2 separate regions of the Homo sapiens genome follow, and region 1 is linked to region 2. Evidence: read pairs that join two places in POLR2A ChIA-PET (ENCODE). Cell type or tissue: PC-9. All regions are shown on one strand. Each heading gives the region's core, and the rest is flanking DNA. Links, peaks and the distances in the headings are about the cores only.

Region 1 (2,500 bases), core at 1-2,500, 520 kb before region 2:
TATCTGATCACACTGCTCGCAACGCTAATACATTTCCATGTCTCCTTATTGCCTTAGGACCACCTGTAAGCCCTTTAGCAGAGTTTCCAAATCTCCTTATGATGTGGCCAATTCCTGCCTTTAAAGCCTCATCTCTTCCCATTCCCCTGCTCCCTTCCCTGGCTCTGATGTAATTGCCTCTTGTGATTCCATGACTCAGTTTCTCCCCTGTGCATTTTCACACGTTGCTTCTTTTTCCTGGATACCCCTTCACAGCCAGACGAACACTAGACACCCTTGCATACTCAGCTCAGCCATCAAGTCTCAAGGGAGCCCCAAAGCATTCCTCCCAGAATCCCCTCCCTGTCTCAGGTCATCACAGGCACCACACGAATGGTCTGAGCCCCATCCTAGACATTGAGCTCTGGGGAGGGGGCTCCTTGTTTTTGGATTCCCAGGACTAGCTCAGTGCTTTGCGCATATTAGATACTCAAGAAACTATTGATGGAATCTGTTGCTGCCTCTAGAAGCTCTAGCCGCATTTGCAACAGTTATCCTTACCCCTCATCTTCCATGTTCAATTCTTTTTGAAAGCACCTTCTCTTTAATGTATAGTAATATTCAGGTTAAAACAAACAAACAAAAACAAAAACCCTTTCTTGATCATTGTACACTTTCAGGAAAAGCTCTTTTTCTCCTTAGCTAACTTTAGAAAGTCATTTACACTAGCTCCAAGCACCTTTTCTGTTCTTCCTTCCTGAAACCTCAGCAGTCTGGTATCCAGTTATGCTGCTTTAGAAGTAGTTCTAGAAAGGTCAAGTTCAGTTACTGTTCTTATCCTAAAGGGCTTTCAGTGCATTTGATACCTGTGACCTCTCCCACCGGCTGGAACTGATCTCTTCCTTCCTTGACTCCTGGGACACATCCCTGCGGTTCTCTGCTACTTTCAGGTTGTTCTATCTTAGTCTCCTTTGACGTTTTCCTCCTTCCTTCCTCACAAAGGAACCATTATTCACCATGGTTCCCTCATATAGAACCTTTTCATTGTATTTTGAGATGGCTCAAATATAGTGCTTTTGCCTAGCCCTCATTCCCAAATTACATATTCATCTCCATTTCCAGAACATATTTGCATGAATACCCTGCAGGCATCTCAAACTAATATAATTCAGACTGAATTCATTGTCTTTCCCATTCCTGTTTCTCCTTGGAAATTCTGTAGCTCAGATAGGAATGATTTTGCTTTCTTCCTCTTCTTCACCTTAACCTCCTCATTCACTTGTCACCAAGACGAGTTCTGTATCCTTTATCCGTGAATTTTCTTTTTGCCAGCCCTGTTCCCACTGCATTAATGCAGGCCATCTCGTGGATCCCCTCCCACTACCGTCACTCTTTATGCCCTAGCTCTCTCCTCACTGTGATCCCTCACCCTCACAGCCATCAGAGAGATCTTTCTGAAGTGCTGCCCAGAAATCTGATTACAAGCATAAGCTCTGGAGTAAGATGGTCCTGGCTCCAGCTGTGTAACCCTGGGTAAATCACTAAACCCAGAGTGTCATGTGTAAAGGAAGTTTATCTGTCTACCTTCATGGTGTAGTGTAAGAACCGAGTAAGATAATTATGCACACAGAGCACTGAAGTGTGCCTGCACTTTGTGAGCACTGGGAGAACAGTGGAGACCATGCTCCTCCTTTTCTATCCTCTGCTTCTTCCTCTCTAGCACTGCATAGTTTGGCCCCCTCTTTCTTTCTTATATTTCTCAGCATCCCTCCTATGCACCCCATGCCTTTATCACCCCATCCACTCACTGGCCTACACCTTCCTCAGCCTTTGTGTGTGTTCACTAGGCATCTGCAGAAAGCCACGCTGTACCTTTCTCCTTTACCCCTAGGTCAAATCCTAGCTTCAAGGCCAAGTGTGAAGTCCTCTCTGACTTTGCTTTCTGTCACACACGTAGAAGAGCAAGCTGTTCTCCTTTCTAAGTACCTGTGCATTCATCACATTGTTTCTTGAACACGTATTCCTTGGAGAGCAAGGATGGTGTTTGGCTAATCCTTGATGCATAGTATCTAGCAAAACATCTTGTGCATAAAATGTGTTCTGTGTTTATTAAACCAACAGTTTGTTAAACATTTGGGTTTCTTTCTTGCATGATTAAATTTGTTCATATTTAAACAGAAGTATTTTAGGACCTGTGACATTCTGAAACGGGAATCATGGTAAAAATCCCAGTCACTGTTTTTTTGAAATGAGTTGTGCTTCACTGCATATATATTGTAATTAGGGAGGAAAAGAAAGAAAACTGTGACAGCTTCTAGTATGCCCTCCTCCCTGTCCCAGGAAAGAAAGACTGATTATTATGTAGTCAGTTTTCAAAGTGGAAGACATCCTGATATTGACCTTTATATTTCTCTATTTTATCTTATCATACAAAGTATTTTCAAATGCTAAGAAAATTGGGGCAAGGGAGAGGGTCACATTTACCTTGTGAGAGCAGGTTAGGGGCTAGAGTTCTTGACCA
Region 2 (13,460 bases), core at 3,615-6,114:
TCAAGCGATTCTCCTGCCTCAGCCACCCGAGTAGCTGGGATTACAGGCGCGCGCCACTCCGCCCGGCTAATTTTTTTGTATTTTTCATAGAGACGGGGTTTAGTAGAGACCGTGTTAGCCAGGATGATCTCGATCTCCTGACCTCGTGATCCGCCCGCCTTGGCTTCACAAAGTTCTGGGATTACAGGCGTGAGCCACCGCGCCCGGCCGGAGTCCGCACATTTTCTTAGGCTCCCTGGAGGAGCTTGAAACTCCTCGCTGTGTGTGATGAGCAGCCAGAGGTGTCCCCGGGAGAGTCTGTTTGCCCCCAGGCCACCCATTGGCCTTCACACAGGGCTTTCTTGCCTGCATTTATTGCCAGTTTGGAGTTGGTGAATTTAAAGAATTCCTCCTTTTATTTTTATTTTTTCAACTAATCAAGAAAAAGGGAAGTCTGAAATGCAAGTAGAACACCCACCCTTTCGAACGTTTTATCTTCCGTTCCACCGTCTTCTGACTCGGGAGAGAGCTCTTTAGCCATTTGTCTTTGTTTTCCCACAGTTTGCCAACACCTACGGGTGTGCACAGCACAGGCCAGAGCTGGAAATGCGTCCTTCTTCCCACAGCCAGGAAGGTGTGTGAGTGGTGCTGGGAGCCCAGAGGAAGGGTGATTCACTGGAGGAAGGCGGAGAGGACAAGGACATGCTCTGCTAAAAGGCCTTTCAGGAAATGAAAAGCTCTGCATTTCTCTTTTCTAAACACACACACACACACACACACACACACACACAGACACCCAAAAAAAGAAAAAAGAAAAATGAGCATTCCCCTAATTCTTCTAAAGCGGTTTCTATTCCCAAGAGGATAAAGAGTATTTTAGATGCCAAGCACGGAAGATTTTTTTTTCCTGAAATGGGTGGGTTGGCACTTTCTTTCCTGAGAGCTGAAAAGGCCTCATGCTTTATTCCTCCTCAAATGTCCTTAATCTGCTGTGGCCCCACCATCCTCCCCCTCCATTGTTGAAAGGCAGCAGCTCCTTCCCTCGCTGGGTATTTCCCATGGTAAGTAGGTTCTCCTAGGACTCACCCGAGCCTCAGATTGAGTTCATCCTACTGTGTGTGACTGTGCAGAGGACCTTTAGGCCCCTGTAGGCAGCTCTGATAAGATTATCTGATGTTCTCATTATCAGCTGCACCCACGATCTTTTCTAAGGAGGGGCTCTTTGACCCACCTGATGATGGCAGCAGGGGTGTTGGCATTCCTTTTACATCCCAGTGTGTGTGGGTGTGTGCCTATATTGTAGTTCACACAGCAGAAATAAAATGGGAACACCCACTGTTCAGCTCATTCTATTATTTTAACTCTTGTTGAAAAATAAAACAAACCCCTAAGGAAATAGCGTCTTTGTCCCCACGGAGTTGGATAGCTCCCTAGGTCATCTCCTGACCACAGGATCTTGTCGGAATCATCCCCTACATGTGCTTATCTAGCCTCAGCTTAAAATTCTCCAGGGGAAGGAAACTCCACCCTCCATGAGTCAGAGTCATTGAGAGTTTAATAACCACTTTGATGGTCTGTTGTCAGGACCACCTTTTCCTTGCAGCAGATCAAGGAGCAGAATTAGAGGAGAGCCAGTTCTCTCTGGAGACTCATCTGCAAATTGGAGGAAATCTTATGTGCATCAGAAGATTGTTGTGGAGCTCAAATGAGATCATTCTTTCAACAAATGCCAGTCACTCCCTGGTGTGCAGGACCATCATGCTAGGTCTGGGAACACAGAGATAATTGGGCACTGGCCCTGGCCCTTCAATTCAGTGGTTCAGACTGATGGATAAACATACCGTCTCAGTGCAGTGGCAGACTCCTCTGCTTTGTCTTTGGAGGTCAGCCTGCCAAACTCGGCTGCCCACTTGTGTCCCACACTCTGAGGCGCTGTCTCCACTCACACCAGTTGCCCATCAGCAGCAGGGCCACACCTGGCCTGCTACCTGCTGCCATGCTGCTCCTTCGAGAATCCACCCTTCTCCTCCCCATCACCACTGAGCCTGTCTTGCTCTTTACCTGCACCTGCACTGCTCAGTCTCTTCACATCAGCGGTGCCATTAGCACCTGCAACCTTGGGCCCATGCCCACCTGGATTTGGAGGTCAGGTACTTCAATCTGTTTGCAGGGACAAGGCTGCCAGGGTTCATATCCACCACACCTAGGCCAGTTCTTTTTCTGTTCTTGTCTCTGGACTGCAGATCATTGCTGGGGGTGTAAGTACAAAAACTCAAACCTTGGCCTCAGCAGAGCTGCCCTGCCCCACTTGTCCTGGCTGACATCCATGGGGCCTTTCTTTTCAGTGGTCTTTTTCCCTCTTCTGTAAATTCCCTGGCATGGTGGCCTTCGGAGGCTAAAGACATTCCGAATTTTCCCTATGCTCTTGGCCCCTGGCCACCATGGCAGAGAAGCAGATCACCACTTCCCTGAGTAATTGCCAACACCAGCCCTCATCTGCCCTCCTTTCATCCTCCCCTGCATTCTCAGAAGAGGTTCTCAGAAGACGCTGACTCTTCTCCATGGGATCCCAATATCATCCCCTTGCTCTGCCCATCTTCTTCTTCCATTGATCCCATCATGGTCACCAGTGTACTGATTAGCAGATACCTACCAAGAACCTACCATATACAGAGTCTCTATTATGACTTAGGCAGACAAGGAGTACAAGAGATGATCCCAACTTTTGAGGAGCCTACAGTCTGTAAAAAATACCAGAGGCAAATGCACAGGATCCCCCTCCCTGGTACACTGGGTTCCCTTCTCTCTGACAACTCTTTTTTGCTGACTTTCAAGTCCGTGTATGTATGTGTGTGTGTGTGTGTGTGTGTGTGTGCTTTTTAAAGCCAATGACCAACATTAGTAACACATTACAAGCCTCTCTCCCCTTTTCCATTCTTCCCAGTCAGTCATTCTAGCCCTCTGCAGAGACTCCTTATCCTCCTGTACATTCTAAGACATTCTGTCACTTCCTTTCTGCTCTCAGGGCTACTCTCACTCCATTGTCCCATGGTGTAGTCCCCTGACTGGTCTCAGCTGGGACACCTGATCTCTTTCTTAGTCTTCTGGCCCTGTGGGATCCTCTGTCACATCAAAACACTTGCACAAGGTTGATGCTGGGAAGGGAGTTAAAGGAACTCCCTTGTCCCTGTCATGTCTCTGAGCTATTTCAGAGAAACGGCTTGTGAAGATGACATGATTCTAGCTCTAGAGAAGTTGAGAAAAGAGTGCTTGGGCCAAAGAAGGACAGAAAAGGAGTGGAGGAGGCCAGCGAGCAGTGTTGGTACTGGCAGGCTCCAAATCTTCATGCTTATGTCCCTGAAGGCCACTTCCCACAAACAGCTCCTCCTCCCTCCTCAGTGACAAACTCCCTATGGCAAATCTGCACTGGTGACTCTGGCCCCTGACATTTGCATAGATTTTGCAGCCCAGAAGTCCTCAGGGATGGGAGTCCGTTCAGTGCCTTCCTGCTCCTCCAACCCATTGCCTTCTGAGCATTCCCCTTGGGATGCTCTAGAGTAGAAGTCCCCAACCTTTTAGGCACCAGGGACAGGTTTCATGGAAGAGAATTTTTCCATGGACCGGGGAGCAGGGGGATGGTTTCGGGATGATTCAAGAGCATTACTTTTATTGTGCACTTGATTTCTATCATTGTTACTTTGTAATCTATAATGAAATAATTATACAACTCACCATAATGTAGAATCAGTGGAATCTCTGAGCTTGTTTTCCTGCAACTAGATGGTCCCATCTGGGGGTGATGGGAGACAGTGACAGATCATCAGGCATTAGATTCTCATAACGAGCACACAACCTAGATCCCTCACATGTGCAGTTCACAATAAGGTTTGCACTCCTATGAGAATCTAATGCCACAGCTGATCTCATAGGAGGCAGAGCTTAGACGGTGATGCAAGTGTTAGGGAATGGCTGTAAATATAGATGAAACTTCGCTTGCTCACCCACTGTTCACCTCCTGCTGTGTGGACCAGTACTGGTCCATGGCCCTGGGGTTGGAGACCCCTGCTTTAGAGCTTCAGGTAACCTGCCCTAAGATGCTATGTCATGCAGAGACTCAAGTAGCCCCAGCCTCCCAGTGTTCCCTTTACCTTGCATGGAAGACGATGTTTGTTTATCCTTGTAACCTGCTTATCTCTCAAGGCCGAGGTCCTCTTTCTCTCCTGCCTCTACCTAAAGACTTCTTAAACAAGAGGCCTCTTGCTGCAGTCTCCTGTTGCTCATACCCAGTCACTTCCACCAGCTGTCTTCTTTCCTGAGCCCTCTGTCGCTACTGGTCTCTAATCACCAAAGGCCTAGGCCTTAACTTCATCTTTCTCTTTCCTCTCTGCAGCAGGTGGCACACACTGTTGATCATCCCCTAGCCAAAGCTTTCTCCTCCCTTGACTTTTGGCATGACCCTAGACAACTGATTCTCCTTATAGCACCATTTTTGTCTCTCATTTGTTCCTTTATCCTCCTGTTCTCTCACAGTGTCTGCTCTGTGGCTGTCAGCATTCCCCTCCTCATTCAGATACTTGGGATGCTACTGGCATGTACTTAGGAGCTTTGAAATCAGAGAAGCTGGGCTTAAGCCCTGGTTCTTCCACATGCTTGTTTGATGACTTTGTACCTGCCATTCATCTGAGTTTCAGTTTTCCCATGTCTGACATGGAGATGATAATGATACCTATCTTGTAGGGTTATGTGAAGGGTAAATGGGATGCAACAATGTTTTTGAAATTTTCGTCTGATCCCCTGCTGCCCTTTCCAAGTAACCTGTCACTTTTCCTTACCTAGTGTCCTATTTTCACAGGCTGCCTGTTTCTGCCTTAAAGCCTTTGTGTAGAAATCTTGCTAAAGCTTTACTGACCTATCTGTTTCACCAAATCTGTCAACATCTTGCATATCCTTCAAGTTCCACTTCAGGATTGTTTCCTCCAGTGTCTTCCCTGACTGCACTCATTGTGCCCTTCCTTCCTCTGAAATTCCGTTGCTTTTCTTTCTAACATTTATTTAGCAGTTGATATAAACTGGATTATGCTGTTGCTTTTCTTTTGATTTTCTGTTTAAGTTTGTATGTATCTGCCTTGTTTCCGTAAATAGATGGTGACTTTATTGATGCGAAGGCCCATTTTGAGGCATATGAAACAGTGATTAGGAACATTAGCTATGGGGCTGGACTTCCTAAGTTGGCACGTGGTCCCGTCACATACTAACCATGTGACCCTGGGCAAATTACTGAAGCTTTTTTTTTTTTAATTTAAATTTTTTTGTGGGTACATAGTAGGTGTATATATTTATTGGGTATATAAGATATTTTGATACAGGCATGGAATGGTACATAGTAGGTATATATATTTATGGGTAACATGAGATATTTTGATACAGGCATGCAATGTCTAATAATCACATCATGGAAAATGGGGTATCCTTACTCTAAAGCATTTATTCTTTATGTTACCAACAATCCAATTATATTATTATAGTTATTTTAAATTATACAGTTAAAGCGTTATTGACTATATTCACCCTATTGTGCTATCAAATACTGGGTCTTATTTATTATTCTTTCTTTCTATTTTTTTGTACCCATTAACCGTCTCCACCTCCCCAACACTCCCCACTATCTTTCCCAGTCTCTGGTAATCATTCTTCTGCTCTCTAACTCCATGAGTTCAATTATTTTGATTTTTAGATCCCACAAATAAGTGAGAAAATGCAATGTTTGTATTTCTGTGGCTGGCTTATTTCACTTAATGTAATGACCACCAGTTCCATCTATGTTGTTGCAAATGACAGGAATTCATTCTTTTTTATGGCTGAATAGTACTTCATTGTGCATATGTATGTACCACATTTTCTTTATTCATCTGTTGAAGGACACTTAGGTTGTTTCAAAATCTTAGCTATTGTGAACAGTGCTGCAACAAACACGGAAGTGCAGGTATCTCTTCGATATACTGATTTTCTTTCTTTGGGGTATATACTCAGAAGTGGAATTGCTGCGTCATATTGTCACTCTATTTTTAGTTTTTTTGTTCTATTTTAGTTTTTAGTTATGGAGAACCAAAGTGTTCTCCATAGTGGTTGTACTAATTTACTTTCCCACCAACAGTGTAAGAGGGTTACTTTTTTTCTGCATCTTTACCAGCATTTGTTATTGCCTATCTTTTGGATATAAGCCATTTTAACCAGGGTGACATGATATCTCATTGTAGTTGTGATTTGCATTTCTCTGATGGTTGATGATGTTGGGCACTTTTTCATATACCTGTTTGCTATTCGTATGTCTTCTTTTGAGAAATGTCTATTCAAATCTTTTGCTCATTTTTTATGTTTCATTGATTGATCAATTAACTGATTGATTGATTTTGAGACAGGCTCTCACTCTGATGCCCAGGCACAATCTTGGCTCACTGCAGCCTCTACCTCCTGGGCTCAAGTGATCTTCTCACCTCAGCTTCCTGAGTAGCTGGGACTACAAGTGCACACCACCATGCCTAGCTAATTTTTTGTAGAGACGGGGTTTCACTATGTCGCCCAGGCTGATTGCCCATTTTTAAATTGGATTATTAGATTTTTTTCCTATGGAGTTGTTTGAACTTCTTATATATGCTGGTTATTAATCCCTTGTCATATGGGTAGTTTGCAAATATTTTATCCCATACTGTGGGTTGTCTCTTCACTTTATTAATTGTTTCTTTTCCTGTGTAGAAGCTTTTTTAACTTGTGATCCATTTGTCCATTTTTGTTATGGTTGCCTGTACTTACGGGATATTACTCAAGAAATTTTTGCCCAGAGCAGTGTCCTATAAAGTTTCCCCAGTGTTTTCTGTAGTTTCATAGTTTGAGGTATTAGATTTAAGTTTTCATCCATTTTGATTTGACTTTTGTATATAATAACAGATTGGGGTCTGCTTTCATTCTTCTGCATATGGATATTTAGTTTTCCTGGCCCCATTTATTGAAAAGACTGTCTTTTCCCCAGTGTATGTTCTTGGCACCTTAGTCAAAAATGAGTTCACTGTAGGCGTGTGGATTTGTTTCTGGGTTATTTATTCTGTTCCATTGGTCTATGTGTCTGTTTTTATACCAGTAACATGCTGTTTAGGTTACTATAGCTCTGTAGTATAATTTGAAGTCAGGTAGTATGATTCCTCCTGTTTTGTTCATTTTACTTAGGATAGCTTTGGCTATTCTGGGTCTTCTATGGTTCCATATAGATTTTAGGATTGTTTCTTCTGTTTCTGTGAAGAATGCCATTGATATTTTGATAGGGATTGCATTGAATCTGTAGATTGCTTTGGGTAGTATGGACATTTGAACAATATCGATTCTTCTATGAACACGGAATATTTTTCCTCTTTTTGTGTGTCCTCTTTGATTTCTTTCAGTAGTGTGTTATAGTTTTCATTATACAGATCTTTTACTTCTTTGGTTCTGTTAAATCCTAGGTATTTACTTTGATTTTTGGCTATTTTAAGTGGGATTACTTTTCTGTTCCTTTTTCTGATTATTCGCTGTTGATATATAGAAATGTGACTGATTTTTTGTAGTTTATTTTGTGTCCTACAACTTAACTGAATTTGTTTATCCGTTCTACTAGGTTTTTTTTTTTGTGTGTGTGTGGCGTCTTTAGGTTTTTAATATAAGGTTATATCATCCACAAACAAGGATAATTTGACTTCTTCCTTTCCAATTTGGATGCCCTTTATTTCTTTCTCTTCTCTGATTGCTCTAGCTAAAACTTCCTAGCTATGTTGCATAATGATGGTGAAAGTGGGCATCCTTGTCATGTTTCATATCTTACAGGAAAGACTTTCAGTTTTTCCCCATTCAGTATGATACTAGTTGTGGGTCTATTATATATATGTTGAGGTATGTTCCTTCTATCCCTGCTTTTTTGAGGTCTTTTATTGTGAAGAGATGTTGAATTCTATCAAATGCTTTTTCATCATCAGTTGAGATGATAATAAGGTATTTGTCCTTCATTCTGTTGATATGATGTGTCACATTGATTGATTTATGTATGTTCAACCATCCTTGCATCCCGGGAATAAATCCCACCTGGTCATGATGAATGATCTTTTTAATGTATTATTGAATTTGGCTTGCTAATATTTTGTTGAGGATTTTTGCATCAATATTCATCAGAGATGCTGGCCTCTGGTTTTCTTTTTTGATGTGTCTTTATCTGGTTTTGGTATCAGAGTAATACTGACCTCATAGAATGTGTTTGGATGTATTCTCTTCTTCTCTGTTTTTTGGAATAGTTTGAGTAGGATTGGTATTAGTTCTTCTTTAAGTGCCTGGTAGAATTCAGCAGTGAAGTCATTAAGTCCCAGGATTTTCTTCACCGGGAGACTTTTTTATTATAGCTTCGATCTCATTACTTGTTATTGGTCTGTTCAGGTTTTGGATTTCTTCCTTGTTCAATTTTGGTTGGTTGTATATGCCTAGGAATTTGTCCATTTCTTCCAGATTTTCCAATTTATTGGCATACAGTTGCTCATAGTAGCCACTCATAGTAGATATTTTGAATTTCTGTGGTACAGTTCTAATGTCTCCTTTTTCATCTCTGATTTTATTTATTTGGGTCTTCTCTCTTTTTCTTTTAGTTGCTCTGGCTACTAAGTCAGTTTTGTTCAACTTTTCAAAAAATCAACTTTTTGTTTCATTGATCTTTTGTATTGTTTTCTACATTTCAGTTTCATTTATTTCTGCTCTGATCTTTATTTTTTCTTCTACTAATTTTGGCTTGGCTTACTCTTGCTTGTCTAGTACTTTAAGATGCAACATTAGGCTGTTTATTCGACATTTTTCTACTTTTTCGTTGTAGGTGCTTATGCCTATAGACTTCCCTCTTAGTATTGCTTTTGCTGTATCCCATAGGTTTTGTTATGTTGGAATATGTTTCCATTATTATTTGTTTCAAGAAATCTTTCAACTTCCTTCTTAATTTTGTCATTGACCCACTGGTCATTCAGGAGCATACTGTTTAATTTCCATGTATTTGTATAGTTTCCAAAATTCCTCTTGTTATTGATTTCTGTTTCTTTGTGTTCAGAAAAGATGCTTGGCATTATTTCAGTTTTTTTGAATGTTTTCAGATATGTTTTGCGACCTATCACATGGTGTATCCTTAAGAATGATTCATGTGCTGAGGACAAGAATGGGATTAAATATCTATTAGATCCATTTGATTATAGTGCAGATTAAGTATGATGTTTCTTTGTCTTTGATTTTCTGTCTGGAAGATCTGTCCAATGCTGAAAGTGGTGTGTAGAAATCTTTAGCTATTGTTGTATTGAGGTGTATCTCTCTCTTTAGCTCTAATAATATTTGCATTATAGGTTGGGCACGGTGGCTCATGCCTGTAATCCCAGCACTTTGGGAGGCTGAGTCAGGCAGATCACCTCAGGTCAGGAGTTCCAGACCAGCCTGGCCAACATGGCAAACCTTGTCTCTACCAAAAATACAAAAATTAGCCAGGTGTGGTGGCATGTGCCTGTAATCCCAGCTACCTGGGAGGGTGAGGCAGGAGAATTGCTTGAACCTGGGAGGCAGAGGTTGCCACGAGCTGAGATTGAGCCACTGCACTCCAGCCTGGGCAACAGAGTAAGACTCTGTCTCAAAAACAAAAACTTTGCATTATATATCTGGGTGCTCCCATGTTGGTTACCTATATATTTAAAATTTTTATATCCTCTTGCTGAATTGACCCCTTTATCATTATATAATAACCTTCTTTGTCTCTTATAGTATTTGTCCTGAAATCTGTGTTGTCTGATATAAGCATAGTGACTCCTGCTCTTTTTTGATTTCCATTTACATAGAATATCTTTTTCTATCCTTTATTTTCAGTCTATGTGTGTCTTTATGGGTGAAGCATGTTTCTAGTAGGCAGCTGATCAATGGGTTTTGTTTTTACCTCCATTCTGCCCATTTGTGTCTTTTGATTGGAGAGTTTAGTCCATTTACATTCAGTGTTATTGATAAGTAAGGACTTACCCCTGCCATTTTGTTGTTTTCTGGTTGTCTTGTGGTCATCTCTTTCTTCTTTCCTTTCTTCCTGTCTTCCTTTTAGTGAAAGTGATTTTCTCTGGGGATATGATTTAGTTTCTTGCTTTTTATTTTTGGTGTATCTGCTGTATATTTTTTGATTTGAGGTTACCATGAGGCTTGCAAATACTATCATTATTTTAAGCTGATAACAATTTAATGCTGTTTGCATAAGCAAACAGATAAACAAGCAAAAAGACAACTAATAAAAACTCTACACCTTAACTTGATTCCCCCACTTTTTCACTTTTTATTGTTTCTATTTATATCTTATTGTACTGTCTGTGTCCTGGAAAGTTGTTGTAGTTACGGTTTTTGACGGGTTCATCATTTAGTTTTTCTACTTAAGATTAAGAGTAGTTTACACACCACAGTTACAATATAATAATATTCTGTGCAGTTACTATTACCAGTGAGTTTTGCACCTTCAGATGATTACTTATTGCTCATTAACATCCTTTTCTTTCTGATTGAAGTACTCCCTTTAGCATTTCTTTCAGGACTGGCCTGGTGTTGCTAAAATCTCTCAGCTTTTGTTTGTCTGGGAAAGTGGTTATTTCTTATTCATGTATGAAGGTATTTTCACCAATGTACTACTCTTAGGGTAATAGTTTTTTTCGTTCAGCACTCTAAATATGGAATGCCACTCTCCCCTGGCCTGTAAGGTTTCCGCTGATGAAAAGTCTGCTGACAGGCATATTGGAGCTCCATTGTATTTTATATGTTTCTTTTCTGTTGCTGCTTTTAGGATTCTTTCTTTATCATTGACCTTTGGAAGTTTGGATTAAATCTCTTAGTCTTCTTTGGGTTAAATCTGCTTGGTGTTCTATAACCTTCTTGTACCTGGATATTGATGTCTTTCTCTAGGTTTGGGAAGTTCTCTGTTATTATCCCTTTGAGTAAACTTTCTACTTCTATCTCTTTCTCTACATCCTCTTTAAGGCCAGTAATTCTTAGATTTGCCCCTTTGAGGCTATTTTCTAGATCTTGTAGGTGTGCTTCATTGTTTTTTATTCTTTTTCTTTTGTCTCTTGTTACTATGTATTTTCAAATAGTCTGTCTTTAAGCTCACTAATTCTTTCTTCTGTTTGATCAGTTCTGCTATTAAAAAGACTCTGATGCATTCTTCAGTATGTCAATTGCATTTTTCAGCTCCAGAATTCCTGCTTGATTCTTTTTAATGATTTCAATCTCTTTTTTAAATTTATCTGATAAAATTCTGAATTCCTTCCCTGTGTTATCATGAATTTCTTTGAGTTTCCTCAGCACATCTATTTTGAATTTTGTCTGAAAAGTCACATATCTCTGTTTCTCCAGGATTGGTCCCTGGTGCTTTATTTAGTTTATTTGATGAGGTCATGTTTTCCTGGATGGTCTTGATACTTGTAGATGTTTGTCTGTGTCTGGGCATTGAAGAGTGAGGTATTTATTGTAGTCTTCTCAGTCTGGGCTTGCTTCTACCCATCCTTCTTGGAAGGCTTTCCAGAGATATGAAAGGACTTGGGTGTTGTGATCTATGCTGTATCTGCTTTAGGGGGCATCCCAAGCCCAGTAACACTGTGGTTCTTGCAGACTCATAGTGGTACCACTTTGATAGTCTTGGGATGAGATCAGAAAGAATTCTCTGGGTTACCAGGCAGAGTCTTTTGTTCTCTTCTCTTACTTTCTCTCAAACAGACAGAGTCTCTCTCTCTGGTCTGAGTCACCTGGAGCTGAGGATGGAGTGACACAAGCACCCCTGTGGCCACCACCGCTAGGACTGTGGTGGGTCAGACCTGAAGCCAGCACAGTACTTGGTTCATCCACAGCCTGCTGTAACCACTCCCTGGCTACTGCCTATGTTTGCTCAAGGACATTGGGCTCCACAATCAGCAGGTGGCAAATCCAGCCAGGCTTGTGTTATTTCATTCAGGGCAGTGAGTTCCCCCAGGCCCTGGGCATGTCCAGAGATGCCATCTGGGAGCCAGGGACTAGAGTCAAAAGCCTTAGAAGTCTACCTGGTGTTCTAGTCCATTGCAGCTGAGCTGGCATTCAAGCCACAAAAATGCAGTCCTTCTCACTCTTCCCTCCCCTTTCCAAAGGCAGAGGAGCCTCACCCTGTGGGCTCTGACACTGCCACCACAGTCTTTCAGGGAGTACTGCCAGAACACCCCGTCAGTGTTCCCTCAAAGTCTCTTTAGTCAGCTTGTGGCAAATGTTGCTTGGCCTGGGACTTACCTTTGAGGGCAGTGGGCTCCCCTCTGACCCAGGGCAGGTCCAGAAATGCCATCCAAGAGCCAAGTCCTAGAATCGGGGGCCCCAAGAGCCCACTTGATGCTCTCTGTGGCTGAGCTGGTACCTGAGGTGCATGATAGAGTCCTCTTTACTTTTTCCTCCACTTTTCTTGGGCAGAAGAAGTCTGTCCCTGTAGCCACCACAGCTGGTATTGTGCTGAATCTCACCTGAAGCCAGGAAGTCTCAGAGTCGCATCTAAGGCCCATGACATGCTTACCTAGGTATTGCTGCTGATTATTAAGGGCCCAAAAGGTCTTCAGTTAGCAGATGATGAATCCTCCCAGGACTAGGTCCTTCCCTTCAAGACAACACGTTTTCTTCTGGCCCAGTGTGACTAGAAATGTCATCCAGGGGCTAGGGCCTAGAAACGGGGCCTCACAACTCTGACCAGTGCCTTATCCTGCTGTGGCTGAGCTGGTATCCAAAATGCAAGACAAAGTTCTTTCCACTCTTCTCTCTCTTCTTCTCAAGCAGAAGGAAGAGGTTTCTTTTGGAGCTGTAAGCTGTGCAACCTGGGGTTAGGGGAGGGGTGATGCCAGCACTCCCTTAGCCACCTTGGCTGGTGTCTCGGTAGGTCACATGCCCTCTAGATCACTGGTTCTGGACCCAGTTCAGCACTAGGACTCACCTAGGAGTTGCAGTCCCTGTGGCCTAGACTGCCTTTCATGTTTATTTAAGGTCCATAGCACTTTAGCCTACAGTGGCGAGGCTTGTGGAAAATCAAGTTCCAACCACTGGGATTGGCAGCTTTTCTCTGGCTAGGGCTGGTTTAATGCTCTCCCTCCGTGGGCAGGCATTAGCTGAGTTTGGTCCAGTTTTGCTTCCTGCTATGTAGCAAGGGCAGCACTGAGTTCAATGCCTCGCAGTTGCTGTACTCCCCTCTCCCCAGTACATAGAATTACCCTCTGCATAGAATGCCAGTGCTGCTGTGGGATGGTGGAGGGGTGGTGTTGCTCATTCAAGATTGGTTTTCCTATGTTTTTAGTACCTCTTTTAGTGATATGAAGTTAAGACCAGGTACTGTGAGTGCTTACCTGATTTTTGGTTCTTATGAAGGTAGTTTTTTGTGTAGATAGTTATTAAATTGGTGTCCTTATGGGGAAATG

What was found. Peaks named below come from ENCODE experiments on the same cell type or tissue, not always from the same donor. Only the 100,000 strongest peaks of a DNase experiment are listed, where the experiment ranks them.
Region 1: POLR2A ChIA-PET joins it to region 2 with 5 read pairs; 2 of 35 experiments call an interaction of 5 or more read pairs at or near these places.

What each region holds. Positions count from the first base shown.
Region 1 is chr11:94,589,456-94,591,955 of GRCh38, forward strand. All of the region lies in intron 8 of PIWIL4 (piwi like RNA-mediated gene silencing 4), which reads left to right. The region is part of intron 4 of PIWIL4-AS1 (PIWIL4 antisense RNA 1); the gene reads right to left. Among named protein-coding and RNA genes, the nearest start is that of PIWIL4, 23 kb to the left of the region's middle. In PC-9, for the core only: no CTCF peak of the experiment used is centred there; no DNase peak of the experiment used is centred there; H3K27ac peaks cover 180 bases.
Region 2 is chr11:95,107,758-95,121,217 of GRCh38, forward strand. All of the region lies in intron 1 of ENDOD1 (endonuclease domain containing 1), which reads left to right. Among named protein-coding and RNA genes, the nearest start is that of ENDOD1, 25 kb to the left of the region's middle. RefSeq lists an enhancer at 359-1,558. In PC-9, for the core only: no CTCF peak of the experiment used is centred there; a DNase peak (open chromatin) is centred at 4,614.